2 separate regions of the Mus musculus genome follow, and region 1 is linked to region 2. The links are chromatin contacts, found by Hi-C or POLR2A ChIA-PET in ENCODE. All regions are on one chromosome and are shown on one strand. Each heading gives the region's core, a stretch centred on a gene start or an enhancer-like site at or near the end of the contact. The rest is flanking DNA. Distances are from core to core; before and after follow the strand shown.

Region 1 (3,217 bases), core at 373-2,872, 51 kb after region 2:
ATTCCCGGGAGTCAGTTCTCTCCTCCCATCTTGTAGTTCCTGGAGATATAACTCAGGCCAGGTTTGGTGACAATACCTTTCTCCACTGAGCTGTCTCATGTCCTACAAACATATCCCTTTGAAGAGTAAGTGGCATTGAGCGAATCTACAATATAGCACAGCCATCATCACTGCCTAATCCCATCAACCCCCCCCCAAAGAATTTTCAACTGGTTTCAACCCCAGAATGAAACCCCATGTCTATCAGTAGCCCGTTCCCTGCAGTCTCTCAGTCCCTCTGTCACTGACCCCCATTCTACTCTGGCTCTCTAGCTGAACCTTTCTGGACAAGCAAGTAGGCCCATTCTACTTTGGTGACTGGCTTTTTCTGCATGGATGACATTTTTAGCTGGCCTGTCTACAGCATGCACCAGAGTTTCCTTGGTCTCCATGGGTGACTAAGATCTTGTGGAGGAAACACACCTGTGTCTTCAGGCACCAAGAGCTAGACAGCTGGATTGTTTCCACTTTTTTGGCTTATGAACATTGTTGCTGTTAGTGTTTGTGTGTCCATTTTCCTGGGACATAGTTTCAGCTCTCTTTTGGCTTGTCTCCAGAAGAGGAATTGCTGGGACCTGTGTCCACCCTATTGAAAGTTAGAGTGACTTCTGGACGGTTACAGAGCAGCTGTGCCATTTTGCACTCTCCCTGGCAGTGTGCGAGGGAGCCATTTCTCTGTGTCCTCTCTAACATTTGTCATGACTTATCTTTGATTGTCGCCAATCTAGCCAGAGTGAAGTAGAGTGCCCGAGATACACAGAAGCAATCCTCAGGGAGTCGCTGTGTGTGTGTGTGTGTGTGTGTGTGTGTGTGTGTGTGTGTGTGTGTGTGTGTGTAGCAGCTGGGCTGTGGAATGTTCTAGGTCCTGTCCTTGGGAAGCATGGTTGTAGATCCAATAAGTATTGTTTAGAGGAGCTTTTCAGGATCCTGGGGTAAGGAACTGCTGGCCTGAAGCCCCAGTACCCAGTGTTAAGCTGACACTGTACACATTGATAACTGAGTGTTGAATGGGTGATTGATGGAATCAGTGAATGGAGGTGTCAGTCACTGAGGACTGGGGCAGCAAGGATGGATTTGGAGACAGGCTACTGCTGTGTGCCTTCCAGGAGAATGATGGTTCCCTTGGGGCCGGGTCTTTCGTTTCTTTGTGGGTCTGGAAAGATCTGAGGATTCTTTCCTTTGTGCATAGAAGCAGAGGGGAGAGTGGGAGGGCCACCCTTAGCATGGAGACTTCAGGCTAACTGGTGAGGGAAGCAACCCCACGATGGCTGACCTGCAGAGCCTCCAGCTGCACCCCATGCTGCTCACCTGTTACCCTTGACCTTCGATCTCAGAGTCTCTCCTGCTTATTCTCTCCTCTCTGCACATATCACCATGACAGTTGCTCTTTTTAATCGAAGGGGCAGCCACTGCCTGTGAGCCTTCGGGAGTAGGGGCTGGGGGGTAGGGGGGACAACTGCACTTTCTGTGCAGGGGCAGGGGAGATGCCAGGCTAGAAGTATGAGGCCTCTGGTGATGTTTTATCCTGAGACGAGGAACGTTCTGGACAGCTGGCAGAACATGCCATCTAGTAAGGACAATGCAGCTTCCAGCTCTGAGTATTTCAGGCATGTTGGCTTCTGCCCATGGCAACCGCTGGAGTTCTGATACTAGAGGTACAGAGCCCAAAATACTTTTGGTTGGCCTTCCCAGACACCTTTTTGGCTAGGAATGACCACTTGATCTAGTTCTGGCCAATGAGATGTAATGAGAGATATACTCCCTGCTCCCTCCCCCCCTTTTATTTTACCAGGATAGGTCTGGGAATACAACTGCTTTAAGCAGCAGTTACTGCAATTGCAGAACCACCCTACAACAGCAAGCAGAAGTGCACAGCTATGTCGGGCCACTGAGATAAACCTGGAAAGCCTAGACCTGACACGCTGTTGCTTGAGAAAAATATACCCAAGATCCTTTGCTTCTCAATAAGTGGGATTATTTGCAGCTGACCCTGATGAACTTTCTGATTAGTCCTCATCACTGCCCCAGGGAGCTGCTTCTATTTCTGCTCAGAAAGGTTAAGGTACTAGCTCCAAGCCACACAGCTAGAAGATGATGACTGCTCAAGAGGGAATTTAACCAAGATCCGTCCATCTCCCAACGCTTCCACCTGCTGTTCTAAACCTCTTCTACAGCTGGATAGATGGAGCTTCTGTCAGGAAGAGAAAACCTATCTGGGCCTTCCTAGTCTGAAAGCACACCTTGGCTCTCTTGGGCGGCTGAGCTGTCCAAGTTGGGTCAGTTTTGGAGTTCCCGTGGTACAGGTTCACAGCTGGTGGGCAGGAAGGGACAAAGGACAGAAAAGGCAGTGGACTTGGAATGAAAAGCCTGGTCTGTCTTGTTCTGGGCTCGTGGCAGAACCTTTGTGAGCTTTGAGTCTTCATTTTCAAAATGTTACGGAACTCAATAGACAGAAAACCTGTCCCAAGCCTTCTTGTGCCAAGAAGGGAGTGCGCTGGGTTTTAGTGATTAAAGCTGAATCACTAAGCCAAGGGTGAACCTTGCTTCTGGCAGACAACATGGGCATCCTCCTGCCTCTCATCTCACTATCTGCTTGACCTTGCTCTCCTTGTAGCTCATACTGATGTGGTGTGGTGTCCTGAAAGTAAGCCCCAGCAGTAGTAAATGCCAGGAGCTCTAAACAGCTTGTCTTGTCACATGACTGCTCCCCAAGCTGGAGGCCAAGCCAGTCTCTCTGTGTCTCCTTTCAAAGTAAGAACGGGGTGGAGTTTGCCTGGAACAGGATGGGTCCAGTTGTCAGAAGTGGGGAGTAGATACTGGGTAGAAAAAACAACAACACAAGTGGCATCCCCTCTGTCACCTCAAGGGCCACCTGCTGAGTTATGGCCTTCTGTGTGAGCGATGTGTTCTGTTAGATTGGTAGACCATTAGCTAACATGACCAGGCCTCTTCCCAAGGCTTGGCACCATCCTCTCAGAGGCCTTTGAACCTGTCCCTTACGTCAATGGCACACTGCAGGAGCAGGCCTGTCTGGACCGCGCAGCTCCTATCCATCACCGCAGCCTTTGTTCCCAACCTGAAGATTACAGTGTGGCCCGAGACGAAGCTCTAATCCCATTACTCATTCATCAGCAGGCGATGAGAACCCACCATGGATCGAACGCAGCCAGGGGAGCTG
Region 2 (3,064 bases), core at 61-2,560:
ATTCGACTTTTCCCTGCGTCTCCTCCTGGAGTCGCCAATCACCCGGGAGCCTTCTGGGCGAGGCGGCCCTCCCCCGCGAGTACAGAGCGCCGGGCGGGGCGGGGCGGGACTGGACTCAGTCTCTTCCCGCCCCCTCCTGCCCGCACTCGGAGGGGAGAGCCGAGACCACGAGTGGCGGCTTAGTACAGGGTCACCTAGCCCCTCAGGTCTTCCAACTCCTCAATTCTCAGCCCCCTTCGAAGCTGTAGTTCCGGGTTGGGACAGGACCCTGGACCAAGGCAGGCTTCCGGGGCTTCCCGCCCTCCCCCCCCCCCCCCCGTGGCTCCCTTTGCACTTTTCAGCTCTGGTCCCTAGGTCGTTCTCCAAAGCCTAAGCCTGCAGCTAAAAGAGTGAACGTGCTGCCTGGGAGTTGGGAGTGCTGCCTCTCCGAGCTTTAAAAGACCTATTCTGTGCTGGGTGGGGGGAGGGCGGGGGAACCCCGCAGTTTGCTACATTTACACCTCCAGGGTACCTTGTTGAGAATCCTCACAAGAAATAGTGAGTTTGGCGCCTAGGTGGTCTGGTGGAACAAGCAAGGAGTTGGTGGAGCTCCTGGCTATGGAGTGGGGGAGGAGCAGAGAAACTTAGAGCCTAGGCTCTGGGAACTTTCCGAAAGCTCTTCCGAGAAGTTTCTATGTTGGTGTGATTTTTTTTTTTTTAATTGCGACCATTCATTTCACTATCCCCCTCCCCTTTCCGCTCTCTGGTCCCCAGACCCAGCGTTTTTCTTTTGGCGAGAATTCCCCCAGAGCCGTAGAGAGTGTGCATTGTGGGGGCGGGGAGCAAGACTTTGGTTTTATGGTAGGATATTTCCTAAATCTAACTTGAAATGTGAGTGTCCAAGTGCCCACCGTCACGGATTAGTGTGTGCAGTGGAAAGTCATACTGAAATTCCCGGGATAGCTGGAGCTCCCAGATAAGGCTGTAGCGGCGACCCACGCGCGGGCCAGGCCTGCTGTGGGCCTGCGGACTGAACAACTCCCCGGCTGCGATTCTTCAGTAGAGTGAAGAGCCCTAGCTTAGAGGCAGAAAAACCACCCCAAGGGCCTCCGACTGAACTAAGAATCAAACCGGAACTCGCCAGCTTGGAGGAATCTAAGGGTCCCGGGCTGGCCGGGCTCTAGTGTGAATACAGTTAGGGAATGGATTTCTTTCTCCCTGGCCCTGGCCTCCAGTTTTGACCCCCATGTCCCACCTCTGGCTGCATTCCACTGACCTTAGGCTCCAGGAGGTACTAACTCAGAAAATTAGTGGGAGAAACACAAACAGAAGTTTGGGGAGCTACCAAGTCTAGGGTTCGATGTCAGCATGTGGGGTCTTCCTAAATTGAATCTGTGCAGCTTCTCTGTGGTCTCCTGGTCTCCTTGCCTGGTGCTGGAGGTTGGCTTTAAGGTGAGCCTGGACAGAGGAGGCATAGTAGGATCAGCTCAGGCCTTCGAATGGCTTCCCCGCAGCCTGATTCCGTTTCTGGTTAAACCTGTCACAGGAAGCCAGGGCTCACCTGCTCAAGCAAAGGTCTTAGGGTTGTAGAATAGAGGTGACATTATTTTCCAGGATCTTTCCTGTGTATAGGATGGTGAGTCTTTTAAGACAGCCGGGACGACCTACCTACACAGAACTGGACCAGACCAATGGGCGACAGAGCCAGATTGCAAGGTGGGCGAAGGGGTTTCGCTGTACATGTCTGGGCAAAACCACGAGTATTTCATTCCTTTTTGTTTGTTTGTTTGTTTTGTTTTGTTTTTCAGAAGGGAAAGAAAAACAAAACGCAACACCACACAACAACACCACACAAGAGCCTCTGAGATGCTCCTTCCTTCCTTACTGCATTAACCAGCTATCGACCTGGTTGTGTCCGATTGCGATGATGGGCTGAGAGAAAGAACACCGGAAGAGCCAGGCTGTTCTCAGGAAGGACTCACGCCGGCCACGGGGCCGCCCCTGGCCCAGAGGGTGAACCTCTAGACCCAGGCATGAACCTAAGAACCTCGCTTAATTAGATTCCTCCAGGCATCCCAGGCCTGGAGTAGAAACAGCTACCAGTTACCCCGTGACCAACTGGGAAGAGCTTTGGTCTGGCCCTGAAATCAGCAACCCACGCCGGGACCCAGTATCCCAAGCGACTGGAGTCACTGCATGGCTCTGATTCCTCAACAAGACCAGGCCAGTGGAACTCAGCTCTTAGACTAAACTCGCGAGTCCGCGGAGAGCTGAAGCTTTTCATGGGATTTTTAATCCAGGAGATTAGGTCAGACAGACAGATTCGCACAGAGAGTGAGGAGAAGCAGGTGCATCGGGAGTTGATTGGGGAAAGACCTGAGCGCAACAGCAGGAGACCAGCAGGAGCTTCTCCCTCACCCCCTCTTTCTCCCAACAGGCACAGTGCACAAAGCGCTCGCCGCGGACGCTCTGTGGTCTGGGATCAGGGCGCCAGGAGCATACAGAAAAGGTGTACGCCGAGGACACGTGGCGCACGAAGCTGTGCGCGCTGGAGGACAACTACAAGGGGTGCCCTATGTGTAGCCAGAGGCCCACCAGCTTCGGGGTCGGACACTCCGAACCACCAGCCCCCATCTCTTCCCTCCCCTGGTCCAGCTCCCCGATGTGCCCGTGCCCCCCGTCGTTGGGAGCTTCTGCAGCTGTGTCTCCCAGCTCGGACAGAGTTCACTCCTTTCCTCCCAAGGCTCAGAGTCCCCCAGAGGCGGTGCGGGCTGGCTATCCTTCAGCTTCTTGCAGAGGCTGCTGCGTACGCTCCCCCCCCCCCCAGCTGGGGTTACAGGTTAATGAAACGCTCGTTTTCCTCAGTCATTTGTTTTGTTTTCCTGCAAAGTTCTGATAAGTAGCTAACCAACGAAGCTTGTAATTACAATCTTACAGAAACCGGGCCGATCTGTATATAAATCTCACCATCCAATTACAAGATGTAATAATTTTGCACTCAAGCTGGTAATGAGGTCTAATACTCGCGCATGCGATAATCCCCTCTGGATGCTGGCTTGATCAGATGTTGGCTTTGTAATTAGAC

Evidence for each region. A loop is a pair of places that touch in the nucleus more often than their neighbours do. ChIA-PET counts read pairs that join two places held with the same protein, here RNA polymerase II (POLR2A).
Region 1: a loop to region 2 is called in a map of heart, with 2.0 times the contacts of the local background. The contact joins the enhancer-like site here to the promoter of Irx3os in region 2. A Hi-C loop is called at or near these places in 4 of 37 maps with a recorded cell type or tissue (all heart). POLR2A ChIA-PET finds 5 or more read pairs at or near these places in 1 of 5 experiments (embryonic stem cell).

The regions. Positions count from the first base shown.
Region 1 is chr8:91,852,934-91,856,150 of GRCm38, forward strand. The region is part of intron 3 of Irx3os (a long non-coding RNA gene); the gene reads left to right. Among named protein-coding and RNA genes, the nearest start is that of Gm39223, 38 kb to the left of the region's middle. Within about 2 kb of position 1,623, at least 1 of the 3 ENCODE cell types and tissues checked has a DNase peak (open chromatin) inside an H3K27ac peak, as active enhancers do; it is heart, where a contact is called at or near this core.
Region 2 is chr8:91,802,026-91,805,089 of GRCm38, forward strand. It overlaps Irx3os (a long non-coding RNA gene), which reads left to right and starts at 1,311. Exons shown (of 4, transcript XR_003947581.1): 1 at 1,311-1,695; 2 at 1,788-2,818.